Regions from separate parts of the Homo sapiens genome. Here region 2 is linked to region 1. Evidence: read pairs that join two places in POLR2A ChIA-PET (ENCODE). Cell type or tissue: MCF 10A. All regions are shown on one strand. Each heading gives the region's core, and the rest is flanking DNA. Links, peaks and the distances in the headings are about the cores only.

Region 1 (8,328 bases), core at 329-8,328:
AAAAATTTCTTTTATTTATTTATTTTTACTCTTTTTTTTTTTTTTTTTGAGACGGAGGCTTACTCTGTCACCCAAGCTGGAGTGCAGTGGTGTGATCTCAGCTCACTGCAACCTCCGCCTCCTGGGTTTAAGCAATTCTACTGCCTCAGCCTCCTGAGTAGCTGGGATTACAGGCGCATACCACGCTCAGCTAATTATTGTATTTTTAGTAGAGATAGGGTTTCACCATGTTGGCCAGCCTGGTCTCGAACTCCTGACCTTGTGATCTGCCCACCTTAGCCTCCCAAAGTGCTGGGATTACAGGCATGAGCCACCGTGCCCGGCCTTTTTCAAATTTTAGAGATAGGGTCTTGCTATGTTGTCCACACTAGTCTTGAGTTCCTGGCCTCAGGTGATCCTCTTGCCTCAGCCTCCCAAAATGCTGGGATTACAGGTGTGAGCCACCGTGCCCAGCCCAGCTCCCAGCTTTTATCCTAATTTTCCTCCATGGATAATAAATTGGACCCCTTTGCACACAACACCCTGTCCTGCTCTGGGAGTGACCTCCAAACCGTAGAAAAGAAAGTTCACAGTCCAAACCAGTGGGTTTTCTCCTGGAATCCATGTCTCCTGGGGGTGAATAGCCCAAAGTCCATCAATGATAAGAATCATCTGGGGGCCCTGTTGAGAATAAAAATTCCTGGGCCCATCCCAGGCCCCATGAATTAGACCCTCCAGGGAGCGGCCTGCAAGGCTGTATGTTGGATGAGAACTACAGGTGGCTGTTATCACCAGGGAAATTAGGAAAACACTTTCAAGAGATGAGTGGATAGGCTCTGGGAGTTTGAGACCCTTCGAAATTCTACATAGACCTAAGTGCCATTTTTGGGGGGGTGTCCATAGCTTCAATCATATTATCAAAAGGGTCTGAACCAAAAAGGCCACCAAGAGACAGCATGGAGGATAAAAACACATACACGTGTCCTTGATCTGATGAAATAGTCCACAGACAGCGGGCAGACCCTGTGTCTTCTTGGCGACAGACCCCTGCCGCCTAGTGTGGTACTGGCTTGGAGCAGGTGCCCGGTAAATGGTTGTTGAATGAATGAATGAATGAGCACACATTTGCCTTAGTGCACTAGTACAGACCTTATGTACACATCCACCCTGGGGGCAGGAGACAGCAGGTATCTGGATCGTTACAGTAAAGCACAGCCTATTTCTATTACTGAAAGGCTTCCTGGAGTAAGTGGCTCTGCCCCCACATTCTTCGGTGGTTTTAAACAAGTGTTACCTATTTTGGAATACCCTCAAAAAGAGACATTTCCCAGAAAGTGTGCCTTTGTGATGCTATGGCCCTGCCCCTACCCGGCTCCCCACAAAGGGTCACTGCCAGAGGCTGTGCCCATTGTGTGGCCCTGACCATCACCCCCCACCCCACAGGGCGTGAAGGAGTTCAAGTGCGAGGTGTGTGGCCGGGAGTTCACCCTACAGGCGAACATGAAGCGGCACATGCTGATCCACACCAGCGTCCGGCCCTACCAGTGCCACATCTGCTTCAAGACCTTTGTACAGAAGCAGACTCTCAAGACCCACATGATTGTACACTCGCCCGTGAAGCCATTCAAATGCAAGGTACCCGGTCATCAGGCCCCGGGGCTGGGACCTCCCCGAGGGTGGTCTGGAATCAGCATGCCTGCAGCAGCTGTGGCCCACCAAGCGCCAGCCTGGCCAGTGCGGGCAAGAGGAGCCCCGGCTGGGTGAAACTTAGCCTGGGCTTTGGGGGTTGGGAGGGCAGGCGGGGATTCACATCCTGAAAGCTGCTGAAGTTGGGTTTTTCTGAGAGCTGGGGAGGGAGTGAAGGTCATGGTGCAGCCACAGAGAAAGGACCCCAGCCTGAGGGCTTAGTGCAGCTAGAGATCCAAGCCCTGGGTTTCTGATAAGTGCAGCTCAGAGAAAGTGGGGCAGACTCACAGGAGCAGTGACCCCCAATGGATGGCTTGTGTCCCTGTCTCTCGGGTGTCTGGGGTCACATGGAAAAGCATAAAGAGAGAACTGTCCATAAAGAACAGGATTCTGGGCCAGGCATGGTGGTGCATGCCTGTAATCCCAGCATTTTGGGAGGCTGAGGTGGGTGGATCATTTGAGGTAAGGAGTTCGAGACCAGCCTAGCCAATGTGGTGAAACCCCTTCTCTACTAAACATACAAAAAATTAGCTGGGCGTGGTGGCACGTGCCTGTAGTCCCAGCTACTCGGGAGACTAAGGCAGGAGAATCTCTTGAACCCAGGAGGCAGAAGTTGCAGTGAGCCGAGATCATGCCACTGCACTCCAGCCTGGACAACAGAGTGAGAGTCTGTCTCAAAAAAAAAACAAAAAAAAAAAACAAAAGAATAGGATTCTGGCCCAGCCATAGAGGTGGGAGTGGGCTGGGGTCCGGGGAAAGCAGGTTCCCCACAGGCTCAGGACACCGGGTTGATGTGTTCTAGGTGTGCGGGAAGTCCTTCAACCGCATGTACAACCTGCTGGGCCACATGCACCTGCACGCCGGCAGCAAGCCCTTCAAGTGCCCCTACTGCTCCAGCAAGTTTAATCTCAAGGGCAACCTGAGCCGGCACATGAAGGTCAAGCATGGCGTCATGGACATCGGCCTGGACAGCCAAGGTGGGTGGGCCAAGCGCAATGGACAGAGCAGGAATGATACCAACATGACGCACTCAGGAGCCTCCTGCCCAGTTAGAGGAGTGGGGAGGCTGGCCAAGGCTGAGACTTCGTTGGGGTGGGCTCAGGTCTGGAAGGGGGGTACCCTGGAAGGCCATGATGACAATAACGATGGGATATTTATGTCTTCTTCAAAGGACTTAAATGAGATCACGTAAACAATATAATAAAAATCATAACTAACATTTATTGAGTGCTAACTGTGTGCCAGGCCTTTATTAACTCATGTGATCCTCAAAGCGAGGTTGGCTCTGTCATTGTCATCGTTTTACAGATGCAGAAACTGAAGAACAGAGAACTTAGATAGCTCATGCAAGATGACAACACAGCAGGAGGTGACAGACACTTTATTTCGTTACCGTGAGATAATATTTCAAATAAGTGTATGGGAAAGAAAGTTAGAAAGGGGAAAAAATGGCAGCCGGAAAGATAAGGGAGAGCCAGGTGAGGTCCCAACTCCAAGTACACCATGGGAGGTCCTAAGCAAGGGACATGCAGAGGGGAGATCTGAGCTTCCCAGCAACCAAGGCAAAAAAGTGTCAATCAGTCACACTCTTCACAAGTGCCTGCCAGAGACTATAACCCACATACTCATGAAAGGGCCAGACAGCCCTGACGTTAAGATCTGGGAGAAATTTTAGGAGAGGATCCTATGCCTCAGCAGTTCGTAGAAGTTTCAGAGGCTGTCAGAAAACATCCCAAGTGTTAGCGGTAGCCTTTCCCTCCAGCAGTGGTCAGTACTTAAAGCATTTCTGTTGGGTGACAGCAAAGCTGTTAGCCTCTCTGGCCTCATGGTGGGGAGGGACTGCTGTGGAGACTCCACAGGAAGGAGGGAGCCAACAGCGCTACAGGGAGGCTCCTTCTACAGTTGGGAGCTATTTCTGGTGCTCTGGCTGGGCATGATGGCTCACACCTATAATCCTGGCACTTTGGGAGGCCGAGGCAGGAGGATCCCTTAAGGCCAGGAGTTTGATACCAAACCAGGCAACATAGTGAGACCTGGTCTCTACAAAAATATTTTTAAATTAGCTGGGTGTGGTGGCGTGTGCCTATAATCTCAGCTACTTGGGAGTCTAAGGCAGGAAGATCACTTGAGCCCAGGAGTTCAAGGCTGTAGTGAACTGTGATCGGACCACGGCACTCCAGCCTGCGTGGCAAAGCAAGACCCTATCGCCAAATTATAATAAAGAAATTCTGGTGTGCCTCTGAGTCACACCAGCTGGGAACATGCTTTGGCAGTAACCAGGTGAGCTGACTTGCCACGTGGGATTATTTACTGGAATGCAGGCAGGCACGCGGGAACAGCTGCAGTAGCTTAACTCTGGTTTTGGAACAGCTGACCAGTGAATGGCCTGGGTTTTCTGGCAGAAACAGGTATCTCAGTTGTTTTGTTTTGTTTTTCAGTTGTCTATTAAGGTTGCTTCCAGTAGACGAGAATGAAACCCCGTCGGCTGCTCTTGGTAGCTCCTTGCTACTCAAAATGTGGTAGGAGGATGAGCAGCCTCGGCCCCACCTGGGATCTTGCTGGCCTCTCAGCTCCACCCACACCTGCTGAGTCAGACTCTACACTTCAAAAAGATCTCTGGGCCATTTGTTGCAGTCAAGTTTGAGACCCACTGGACCAGACTAGTGCCTCAGAGTCTCCTGGAGGGCTTGTTGAAACAAAGTGCTGGCCCCACCCCCAGAGTTTCTGATTCAGTAGATCTGGGGTGGGGTCTGAGACGCTGCCTTTCCCACAAGTTCCCAGTTCTTAGCAAAGCAGCCGCTGGTTCAGGGACCTCATGTTGAGAACCTTTGATCCAGACTGCAGAGGGCTGGCTGGCAAATCAGCTGCATGTTGGGAGTCACCTGAGGAATGTTTTAAATGCTGATGCCTGAGTTTGGACCTGAGGTTCAAATGTAAGTGATCTGGAATGTGGCCTGGGATCAGGATTTTTGTAAAGCACTTTGGGTGAGTCCATGTGCAGTAGATTTTGAGAGCTGTATTCTAGTGGATCTGCCCTGTTGCTAACCCACCAGAAGGAACCAGAGCAGAACGTGCCCTTTTGGAAATAACTGGGACCATGAAGAGACTGTCAGTGTTACAGCTCTTTTAGAATTTGTTAGGCTGGGCGTACTGGCTCACGCCTATAATCCCAACACTTTGGGAGGCAAATCCCAAGGTGGGCAGATCACCTGAGGTTGGGAGTTCGAGACCAGCCTGGCTAACATGATGAAACCCCGTCTCTACTAAAAATACAAAAATTAGCTGGGCGTGTTGGCACATGCGTGTAATCCCAGCTACTCGGGAGGCTGAGGCAGGAGAATCACTTGAACCTGGGAGGCAGAGGTTGCAGTGAGCCGAGATTGTGTCACTGCACTCCAGCCTGGGTGACAGAGTGAGACTTTGACTCAAAAAAAAAAAAAAAAAAGCATTCATTTAGCAGGTTTTCCAGTTTTTACCAGAAATCGCCCCACCCCCATCCCACCACCCAAACAAGATTTTTTAAAAAGACTGTCCCTGTACACCTTGTTCCTCGGGGTGGTTAAGGCACAACCTCTTTCTATATGAGCTCAGTCACCAGGGATGCTTAGAATTCCTCTATTCCTGGCCGTACCAGATGACAGAAGGAAGCGATTGGCCCTGGAATGACTGGGCTCCAGGTCCCCACCTCCCTCATACAGCCTTGGTCTGGGAAGCCCAGGCTTGATGCGTATGCAGAAGGAAGGCAGCATACATTCTAGACAGAACGATCTAGTAACTATGGGGCTGTCATTTGGGGAGGTGGATCAATGTCCTTATAAAAAATGCTACAGACTATTCTCTGGGGCCCACAGGACGGGACCATAGACTTAATAAACAAAATGGGGACGGTGTACAGAGATCCACAAGTAGAAATTTTCTCAAGGTGCTTTTTTTTTTTTTTTTTTTTTTGAGACGGAGTCTTGCTCTTTCACCCAGGCTGGAGTGCAGTGGCGCGATCTCGGCTCACTGCAAGCTCCACCTCCTGGGTTCACGCCATTCTCCTGCCTCAGCCTCCCAAGTAGCTGGGACTACAGGCGCCTGCCACCACGCCCGGCTAATTTTTTTGTATTTTTAGTAGAGACGGGGTTTCACGGTGTTAGCCAGGATGGTCTTGATCTCCTGACCTCATGATCTGCCTGCCTTGGCCTCCCAAAGTGCTGGGATTACAGGCATGAGCCACTGCGCCTGGCCCCCAAGGTGCTTTATTTAGCTTGTTTTTGAAACCAGCTGTGTAACATGAGGGTGTGGCACTAGGACTGAGGGAAGAAACAGCCCAAATCTATAAGATATGGGTCAAGTGACCTTGTTTTATAAAGTCCGGAAGACTCACAGTGGGTTAGATGCTACAGGCACAAGTAACAGATACCCATTCAGACTGGCCTAAACAATAAGGAAATCCATTAAGAAATGGCTCAAGACCAGGTGTGGTAGCGCACACCTATCGTCCCAGCTACTCGGGAGGTTGAGTTGGGAGGATCACTTTGAGTTTGAGGCTGCAGTGAGCCATGATTGCACCACTGCACCCCAGCCTTGGCAATAGAGCAAGACCTTGTCAAAAAAAGAAAAGAAATGGGGCCAGGCGCAGTGGCTCACGCCTGTAATCCCAGCACTTTGAGAGGCCGAGGCAGGCGGATCACCTGAGATTGGGAGTTCAAGACCAGCCTGACCAACATGGAGAAACCCCGTCTCTACTAAAAATACAAAAAAAATTAGCCGGGTATGGTGGCGCATGCCTGTAATCTCAGCTACTTGGGAGGCTGAGGCAGGAGAATCGCTTGACCCCAGGAGGTGGAGGTTGTGATGAGCCAAGATTGCACCATTGCACTCCAGCCTGGGCAACAAGAGCGAAACTCGGTCTCAAAAAAAAAAAAAAAAAGAAGAGAAAAGAAATGGTTCAAAGTCTAGGCCCTCTTCAGAGCTGGCTGATTCAGCTTGCCAACAGTGACATCAGGGTGAGGCTTCCTCTGTCCACAGCATTAGCTGCGAATATCCTCATGGTCACAAGATGGCTGCCAGTGGCCGTCAGGGTGTGTGCTTCCTTGTTCACATCCAGTGGAAGAGTGACAGCCTGCTCCCCTTAGCTCTCTGACACCAATGAGAAGGTGCTAAGAACTTACTAGCAGGCCTTTCCTCATGACCCATTCAACAGGATTGGGTCACGTGCCTATTCCTGAACCACTAATTGGGAAGGGATGGGATTACTCTTAGACCAGTGGTTCTCAACTGAGCATGAGTTTGTCTTCCAGGTGACAGTTGGCCATGTTTGGAGACATTTATGGTTGTCACAACTGGGGTGATGCTACTGGCATCTCATGGGTAGAGGCCAGGGATGCTGTCAAACATCCTACAATGCACAGGACAGCCTCACAACAAAGAATTATGGCCCTAAGTGCCAAGGTTGAGAAAGTCTGCCTTAGACCTGTCAGGGCTGCCCCCAGCCTGGGGTCTGTTTCCCCCAAAACACGCACATCTCAGCGGACAGGGCCAGAATGCACTTTGGGGGCCAGCCACAGCCCCTGCCAGCCTCCCAGTTCCCCCAGATCCTACCCTGGGCTTCCCCTGTAAGAGCTTTATAATGAGATTTCAATTTTATAAAATTATAAGGGGCCTCTTAGGAGTTTTTGCCTGACATATCTTTATGAACCTACCCTGAGTGTTTGTCCCTGGAGAGCCAGGCCCAAGGATACCAATGGCTAGAACCAACAGAAAAGCACAGCTGCCGGCAGGAGGCCTCACCCTCCCGCAGTGTGAGGCAGAGCAGCACAGTGGCTCAGAACAACAGCATGTGCTGGGTGACCTTTGGCAAGTTGATTCACCTCTCTAAACCTCAGCCTTCTGAGCTGCTAAATGGGGCTGTTGTGATTGCTGGATGAGGCGAGGCCTGCGAAGTGGCTGGCATGCAGCAGGTGCTAATGAGTGCTGCAAAGGTGATGTCACGCAGGCAGCTTCCCGTGGCCAGAGAAACATTGCAGAGAAGGGATAAGTAGGGCTTAGTGACTTTGACGGGTCAATGGAAGAATGACCCAAAGAAGGCTTCAAGGCCAGGCCTGCAGTTCTCCACCACAAAGGCCCTCACTGATAGCACCCACTCCCCCACACTCAGCTTTGGGGCCTAGGTCTGGTCACCCAGCTAGAAGCCACAGGACCCTGAGGCGTCCGAGGGTGGGAAGGCTGAGAGGCAGCTGAGACTCCTGGAGGCCGTGACTGGGAAGCCCTCTCTTTAGAAAGGCCATCAGCTTCCTGCGTGGGGGTGACTGGCTCCTCCCGAGAGATGGCAGCCAGGTCTGACTGTGCCCCTCTCTTACAGACCCCATGATGGAGCTGACAGGCACTGACCCTTCAGAGCTCGACGGCCAGCAGGAGATGGAGGACTTCGAGGAGAACGCCTACAGCTATGCGAGCGTGGACAGCAGCGCCGAGGCCAGTGTCCTCACTGAACAGGCCATGAAAGAGATGGCCTACTACAATGTGCTATAGCGCAAGCTGGGCCACCCCTAACGGGGGCCGGGGGCGAGGGCATGGGGGTGAGACCCATGGGCTGCAGGCTGCACCTCCTGCAGCCGAGAAACAAGCTACTGCCCCACTGTTCTGAGCCCTCCCTCCCCGAGTCATTTGCACCACTAG
Region 2 (8,328 bases), core at 99-8,098, 60 kb before region 1:
TTTTATTTTCCACATATTTACCTTTTACTCACATTTTCCCTTTCATCTCAGGTCTTCTTTCTGGGATCAGAACATCATGTGGCAAAGGTCTTTTAGTCATAAGCTTTCAGTGTCCGTTTGGCTGAAATCTTATTTCATCCTTATTCTTTTTTTTCTTCTTCTTCTTTTTTTTAGCCTAGAATATATATAATAATGGCTTCATCCTTACTCTTAAAAGATAGTTTTGCTGGGTATAAAACATTAGCCTGACCATTATTTTCTCAGTATTTACAAGCGTCATTCCACTGTCTTCAGGCTTTCATTGTTGATATTAAGAAGCTGGGGGCTGGGCGTGGTGGCTCACGCCCGTAACCCCAGCACTTTGGGAGGCTGAGGCAGGTGGATCATGAGGTCAAGAGATTGCGACAATCCTGGCCAACATGGTGAAACCCTGTTTCTACTAAAAATACAAAAATGAGCTAAGTGTGGTGGCGTGTGCCTGTAGTCCCAGCTACTCGGGAGGCTGAGGCATGAGAATCGCTTGAACCCGGGAGGTAGAGGTTGCAGTGAGCTGAGATGGCGCTACTGCATTCCAGCCTGGCAACAGAGGGAGACTCCATCTCAAAAGAAAAAAAAAAAGAAAAAGAAGTTGGTAGCCCAAGTATTGTTCCCTTAGATAAATTCTTCTCTGTGGTTGTTTTGAGTGTGCATTTTTTTTTTTTTTTTTTTTTTTTTGTAGTCTTGCTCTGTCTCCCAGGCTGGAGTGCAGTGGCACAATCTTGGCTCACTGCAAGCTCCGCCCCCCGGGTTCACACCATTCCCCTGGACTACAGGCAACCGCCACCACACCTGGCTGATTTTTTGTATTTTTAGTAGAGACGGGGTTTCACCGTGTTAGCCAGGATAGTCTCGATCCCCTGACCTTGTGATCCACCCGCCTCGGCCTCCCAAAGTGCTGGGATTACAGGCGTGAGCCTCCATGCCTGGCCAACTTTTTCATTTTTAATCTTTTTTTATTCCGGGTGTTTTCAGGGTAATTTTTTTTTCCATGAACAGAGCAATGAAGGGGTAATTTCTTGTTTTCTAGGTCACTAATTCTCTCTTTAGTTATCTCTAATCCCTGTTTAGCCCTTCACTGAGGTATTTTTAATATCAATATTAACTCATAGATTTAATATATCTAATGTGTTTTACTCCATTGCAGTTGTTATTTTTGATGCTCATCCATTGAGCTTGTAATGTGAATGATTATTTTTTTTTATTTCTGGGTTTCTATTTTATTATTTTTCAAATATGCTCGGTCTTTTAAAAAACAATCTCTTACTCCTTGTGTTTTTTAATTCCTCACTTTATTTCTTTAATCATATTAAACACGTTTATTTTGTATTCTGTATCCAATAAATCTAATATCTAAAGTATTTGCAATTATAGTTGTATTGTTTGATGCTTCTGCTGACTTCCACTCATGAGGGTGTGTTCCTTAGGTGTTCTGTGATTTTTGCTTTTTGTTTGTTTATTTATTTAGTTATTCATTTGAGATGGAGTTTCATTCTTGTTGCCCAGGCTGGAGTGCAGTGGCACAATCTCGGCTTGCTGCAACCTCCACCTCCCCCGGGTTCAAGTGATTCTCCTGGCTCAGTCTCCTGAGGAGCTGGGATTACAGGTGTGTCCACCACCATGCCTGGCTAAGTTTTGTATTTGTAGTAGAGATGGGGTTTCACCATGTTGGCCAGGCTGGTCTCGGACTTCTGACCTCAAGTGATCTGCCCACCTTGGCCTCCCAAAGTACTGGTATTACAGGTGTGACCACTGTGCCTGGCCAGGTGTTGTGTGATTTTTGATTGCAAGCTTATGCTTATTAGGATTCTATCTGTGAGAATTCTTTGAGGTATAGGATGAGAGTCCCTTCTCAGGGAGGATGTGTGTTTCCTTCTGCTAGGTACCTGAAGGGCCTACAGATGGATTCATTTCTCTATAATTCTTAGCTTGCAGTTTTGACAACCAGAACCTAAACCCACATAAGAGCCTGCCAATGACCACAGATTCTCAGAGGAACCTTTTTTTTAAAACTCCACCCACAGCTAACACTAAGATTACTTCCTTCCTGAATACATATCACCAGACGCTCTCCTTTGTCCCATTGTCGCTATATTGCCAAATGCCTTCTCTCGATTTTTGGTCAAAGTCCTAATCATTTCAGGTCCAATTAAAAACTCAGTATCTCTTGAGCCTTCCCCACACCATATGTTGCAAAATTATCTGGTCTTTCCACATTCACAGCGTTCACAGGCCACTGTTGCATTACCTATTAGTCTGTGAGTGTACACGTTCGGACCCCACACTGGATTCTGAGCTTTTTGAAAGCCCAGAGCTGTATCATTTATTTCTGGAGCCCCAGTTCCTGGCTCACTGTTGTGCAGAGTAGTTGTTTCATAGATATTTATTGATCAAATAGAATTTATGGCAAAACCAGTACTTCTCTTCTTTTTGAATAGTAATAAAAAAAAAAAAAATCACAAGCCCAAGCACCCCCGGTCTTGGACAAAGCCAGTTTACCTCTTTGGATCTCAGTATCCTTAGCTGTAAAATGAAAGGATGCTCTGAGGTCTCTACTTGTTCTAAGACACTGACATCCGATGCAGCTGTGTGGCTGTCAGTCACAGTACCATGGATCAACTCTTGACTCACAAATTGAATGAAGGGATGGGAGGGCTGTGGTAAGAAAGAGTGTAATTCTGAGGTAACTGGGCATGAGTTGGAAGAGAGGAAGGAGAAGGGACTTCAAGATGGGTTAATATAAAATAAAGATGGCAGAACCAGGCATGATGGTGTGTTCCTGTAATCCCAGCTACACTAGAGGCTGAGGTGGGAGGATCAGTTGTACCCGGGAGTTTGAATCCAGTCTGGGAAACATAGTGAGACCCTATCTCTTAAAAAAAAAAAAAAAAAAAGATGGCATTTAAAAAATTATGACCTGGTTTAACTAGATGGCCATCTAAAAAACGAACACATTAAAACAAAATAAATTTCAGTTGGGTTAAAGATGGTAAATATTTTTAAAAATGAACTTGGAGAAAGTACTTTCTAAGAATGACTTAAAACCCAGAAGTCATAAGAGAAAAAATTAATATATTTGACCCTATGCAAGTAAAGAATTTCTTCTTGGCAGAATCCATCATAAAATCAAAGGAGTCTCCCAGTTCTCAAAATTGGGAAAGCATTTTTGCAACATATATCATGGAGCTCATTTCCATTTCCTTAATATCTAAAGAGTTCCTACAAGTCATTAAGAAAAAGACCATCAACTGAATTTTTTTTTTTTTTTTTTTGAGATGGAGTTTTGCTCTTGTTGCCCAGGCTGAAGTACAATGGCGCGATCTTGCCTCACCGCAGCCTCTGTCTTCCAGGTTCAAGCGATTCTCCTGCCTCAGCCTCCTGAGTAGCTGGGATTACAGGCATGCACCACTACCCCAGCTAATTTTGTACTTTTAGTAGAGATGGGGTTTCTCCATGTTGGTCAAGCTGGTCTTGAACTCTTGACCTCAGGTGATCCACCCGCCTCAGCCTCCCAAAGTGCTGGGATTACAGGCATGAGCCACTGCGCCTGGCCCATCAACCAAATTTTTAAAGCAGGCTAAAAACACAGACAGTTCACAGAAAAGGTTCTGAACCATATGAGAATGTGAGAGCCCACTAGCAATAAGAGAAACACAAGTTTTCTGTGGAGATGTGTTGGTGGGGAACAGATACTCTCATAGTTGTTGATAGAGGTGTAAATCAGTACAACTTTTATGGAGGAAATTCTGGCAATAGTTATTAAAATTAAAAGTGCACGGGCAATTTCTCTTTTGGAAATTTCTCTTAACAGATAAATTGTACATGTGTGAAATGATGCATTTTTCAAGATAGTTAATTGCATCATTGCTTGTAAAAGGAAAAGAGAAAGGAAACAGCCAGAATGTCCGTCACTAGAGAACTGGTAAATAAATTATCCAGCCACCATACAATGCAATTCTTTTTTTTTTTTTTTTTGAGACGGGGTCTTGCTCTTGTCATCCAGGCTGGAGTGCAATGGCGCAGTCACAGCCCGCTGCAGCCTCGACCTCCCAGGCTTAAGCGATCCTCCCACCTCAGCTTCCCAAGTATCTGGGAACACAGGCGCATGCCCGTAAATACTGAGAAAACCCACCCAGCTAATTTTTAAATTTTTTGTAGAGACAAGGTCTCACTATATTGCCCAGGCTGGTCTCGAACTCCTGGACTCAAGCAATCCCCCCTTCAGCCTCCCAAAGTGTTGGGATTACAGGCGTGAGTCACCGCGCCCAATGCCATACGATGCAATTCTGTGCAGTTGTAATAAAGAATGGACACGCCCTATGTACCAATGTACACTATGTACCAACTAAGACATTTTAAGTGAGAGAGAGGGATAGAATGCCTGCTTATGCAGTAGCTCCGCAAGGATATCTAGGAGGCTGGTAACAGTGGTTTCCCACAGTCGGGGCTGACTTTTCATGGTGTATCTTTTTCTGTATTTTGAATCTTGTACCTTGTGCACATACTACCTAATAATTTTTTTTAAAGAAGGAAAAAAGGATGGGTAGAAAGAAAGGAGGGTAGGCGGAGGTGGGGAAGAAGTCTTTCACCTTTGCTCTGCATTTTCACATAGACGATTTCAGTTAATACTCTCCAGAAACTGGTGCAAGGTTATCATTTTTAGACCGAGAAACTGAAGCTCAGAAGTCTGAAATGACTTGCCCAAGTTCATGGAGAGAGTTAGCCTTGGAACCTGGCATTGAATTCAGTCCTGACTCCAGAGCCATTGGACTCATCTCTGTCAGTTTTCTTTTCTTGCTTTCTTATATTTATTTTATTTTTTTGAGACAGGTCTCACTCTGTCACCCACGCTAGAATGCAGTGGTACGATCATAGCTCACTGCAGCCTCAAACTCCTGGGCTCAAGTGATCCTCCTGCCTCGGCCTCCCAAGTAGCTGGGACTACAGGCATGTACCATCATGCCTGGCTCATTTTTAAATTTTTTGTAGAGGTGGGGTCTGTGCTGGTCTCAAGCTAACGGCCTCAGTGATTCTTCCACCTTGGCTTCCCAAGGATTATAGGCGTGGGCCACTGTGCCTGGCCTCTTGTTTTTTTTAACCAACATTTCATTGGTCAAGGACAAATGGCCATACACCATAGCCTAGACCCATCTCTGCAAAGGGAGTGACTGTAAAGAAACTTCCACTCCTGCCTCTGCAGCTGGCTTGTGCCTACGGGGCAAAAGCTCAGGCAGTAGGTGGTAAAGGCAAGCCCAGAGCCCAGCCAGCCACATCAGACACTTCGAGGAGGATTACGGATTGGCTCTGCAGTCCTGCCTTTGAAGTTCCCAGCTTTTATCAGAATGTCTGAACCTTAGCGTTATTTCAAGGGAGCTTTTCTTTCTGTCTGTAAACTGGCCTCAGGTAGGTGCCAGCTGCTGCCAGGTGCTGAGGGAGCATTTCCTGGCTCCCTAAGCTGGTGCATTCACTTTGTTTTATGGCAGGGAACTTTTTAGGGGTAAAGGCACTTGGTACTTGGAAGATTCTGGGAGAATAACTTTTTAAAAATATTTTTCTATTCAGAAGTGCCATTGGATAGCATGTCTTTAATTAAAGGGAGGGAGAGGTGCATTTTTATTATTTGTTTCCCAGAACCACCTGTGCTGTTTTTCAAAGTAGGGTATTGACTGCTTCCTCCTTGCTGATGAGAAATGCTGTATGGAGAACAAAGCTGAAAGTGTTGGCCATATATAATACAAGGCTGTAATTTACAGGCTATAGCTTCACCAGGGGAAGAATTTGATGTCTTTAAGAGATACAAAATCATCCAGCTCCGGCTGTCCTTGTGTGTGGTGCCATATTTATTTTCTAACTTGGAGTCATCATTCTTTAAGAAAGAAGCAGGGTCCTTTTGGGCTGAGGAATGCTCTCGGGGGTAGGAAGTTTTCGGGATCTGTGGGCCTGAGCTGGCATGTCCAACATCCTGTCACTATACTGCTTGGCATCTTGCAAGGGATGCATCCTAATGACCCATCCTGTCCACTTTTGTTTGGTTACTTGGTGAAGGTGGGAGTGTCTTGAACAGCATGGTGCTGTTCCCCTGGAAAGTTTATACTCATCAGTGCCCAGTTGTTTGCAGAATTCGAGAATGGATGGGAAGCACCCAGGAAACGGTTCCCAAATGGATGCATTTTGATATCTGAAATAGACTTTAAAGCTTTTGGCTTTTGATCATAAAGGGACCGGCAACATTGAGACACCTCCCCACTGCTCCTCAGGTTTTCCTGGTGCTTGAATAATTAAGGCCATGCCCTATGGAATCTCCTTCCTTGGGCTCCAGGGCATCTCTCTTAGCAAAGGCTAGCTTCTCACTCACAGTGTGCTGTGAGCGCTCTGGACGTCCTACCCAGCATTCTGCTCCATCATCTTCTTGTGTTCTGTCTCCCCCAGAAAAACTTCTGTGTAACATCAGCTGTGTTCTTTTGCTTCAATTACAGAGCTTGTTAGAATTTCTCTTCCAAATCCCTGTTTTGGGGCTTTTCTTTTCTTTTTTCTTTTTTTTTTTTTTTTGAAATGGAGTCTTGCTCTGTCACCCAGACTGGAGGACAGTGGCGTGATCTCGACTCACTGCAACCTCCGCCTCCCGGATTCAAGCAGTTCACCTGCCTCAGCTTCCTGAATAGCTGGGATCACAGGCGTGTGCCACCACACCCAGCTACTTTTTGTATTTTTAGTAGAGCCGGGGTTTCACCATGTTGGCAGGCTGGTCTTGAACTCCTGACTTCAGGTGATCCGCCTACCGTGGCCTCCCAAAGTGCTGAGATTACAGGCGTGAGCCACCGCGCCCAGCTGGGGTTTTCCTACCGTGGTTGTAAAAATTCATTTCTTGTCGCCACCTAGATTAACAAATCTCAGATTAAGAACTGGCCTTTTTTCGCCTCCTCTTTGAATTCACTGTCTAAAGAAACGGCCATTGCCCTTTCCGTAAACCAGGACAGAGGTCATGTCTGCTTTGCCTTTTTGCACCTTGGCCCCTGCCTGCCCCTCACCTCCCCACTCAGCTACAGTGACTGGAAGGGCCCACACAGGAAAGCTGGGCCCTGGGTCTTCATGGACGTTGCTGGAGGATGTGTCTCCCTGCTGGTGGCTCTCAGTCTTCCTGTGCTCAGTAGGGCCTTCTGGAGGATTCTAATTTCCCTGTCCTGGAAACCACCTTGAAAATATTCTTAAATATTCTTAGGTGGATTTAAGATGTCTCTGTCTAGTGGTTTTTTGTTTGTTTGTTTGTTTTTTAATCCATCTTAGATTTGAATGCCCAAGGAATGAACAGTCTCTTGGATCTTGTATCTCTTCCTTTTGTTTTTTAGAAAATAGCTTTTATTGATTTTTTTTTCTTGCTACAAAGAGGTTGATGATTATTGCAGAAAATTTAGGGACTATAAGTAGGCAAAAAAGATAAAAACCACCTATAATTATTAATATTTTAGTATATTGTATAGCCCCCCCAGAATATTTTTCAATTTCAAAAGATGAGATCATACTGTTTGTACCATCTTATTACTTTTTCTTTCTTTTTTTTTTTTTTTTTTTTTTGCTTTTACTTTACAACATGTGATTAAAATTTCCATCAGGTTAAGCAGCCTCCGTCAAGTCACTTTAAAGGGTTGTATAGTTCTTTTGAACAGATGGACTATCATTTATTTAACCAATCTCCTACATTTAGCTTGTTTCCTCTGTTTCTGTCTTGTAAAGAATGCTGTGGTAAACATCCTTGGGTATATTTGCCCACAGACTTGGTTATTTCCTTGGGATACATCTCCAGAAGAGAATCACTGGGCCAAGGACACATTCTAAAGGCTGTTCGTCTAGATGGGTAAATTGCCCCCAGACACATTGTATCATATTTGGATTCTGTTTAGCCAAATACTAACTCCCATTCTTTTAAACATGGTTGTGAGTCTTTCAGACCTCTGTTTCCTAATGTTTCTCACGGGTCATACAGGTTGGCTGAGAGTAAATGGCAAGGAAGGGCCTGAGAGACTCCGGGCACAGCTGACCTAGGAAAGGGAGTCTGTCATCCTGGCCCGTCGCTTTACAATGGGAGTGCGAGGGCTGGGCCCAGAGACCCTGTCTTGCCTCCCATGACCCCAGGAAGCTGCAGGCCTGTGGCTCCCCAGGGTAACCTTCTCTGGTGCCAGCCGTTAGGGTGCCCGGGACAGAGAGCTGGCTTTGAGGATTCCAGAGTCTGTCAGAGAACTTAGGCTGGTCTTTCTTCCAAGAGAATGCTCCTAAACAAACATCCTGCCCTAATCC

The links. ChIA-PET counts read pairs that join two places held together with the same protein. Peaks named below come from ENCODE experiments on the same cell type or tissue, not always from the same donor. Only the 100,000 strongest peaks of a DNase experiment are listed, where the experiment ranks them.
Region 2: POLR2A ChIA-PET joins it to region 1 with 15 read pairs; 14 of 35 experiments call an interaction of 5 or more read pairs at or near these places.

Annotation. Positions count from the first base shown.
Region 1 is chr15:90,071,649-90,079,976 of GRCh38, forward strand. It overlaps ZNF710 (zinc finger protein 710), which reads left to right. Exons shown (of 5, transcript NM_198526.4): 3 at 1,423-1,614; 4 at 2,468-2,642; 5 at 8,012-8,328. The coding sequence ends at 8,181. It overlaps ZNF710-AS1 (ZNF710 antisense RNA 1), which reads right to left. Exons shown (of 2, transcript NR_146321.1): 2 at 2,864-3,265. Among named protein-coding and RNA genes, the nearest start is that of ZNF710-AS1, 6.4 kb to the right of the region's middle. In MCF 10A, for the core only: no CTCF peak of the experiment used is centred there; DNase peaks (open chromatin) are centred at 3,963 and 4,253.
Region 2 is chr15:90,011,602-90,019,929 of GRCh38, forward strand. All of the region lies in intron 1 of ZNF710 (zinc finger protein 710), which reads left to right. Among named protein-coding and RNA genes, the nearest start is that of MIR3174, 9.0 kb to the left of the region's middle. In MCF 10A, for the core only: no CTCF peak of the experiment used is centred there; a DNase peak (open chromatin) is centred at 4,320.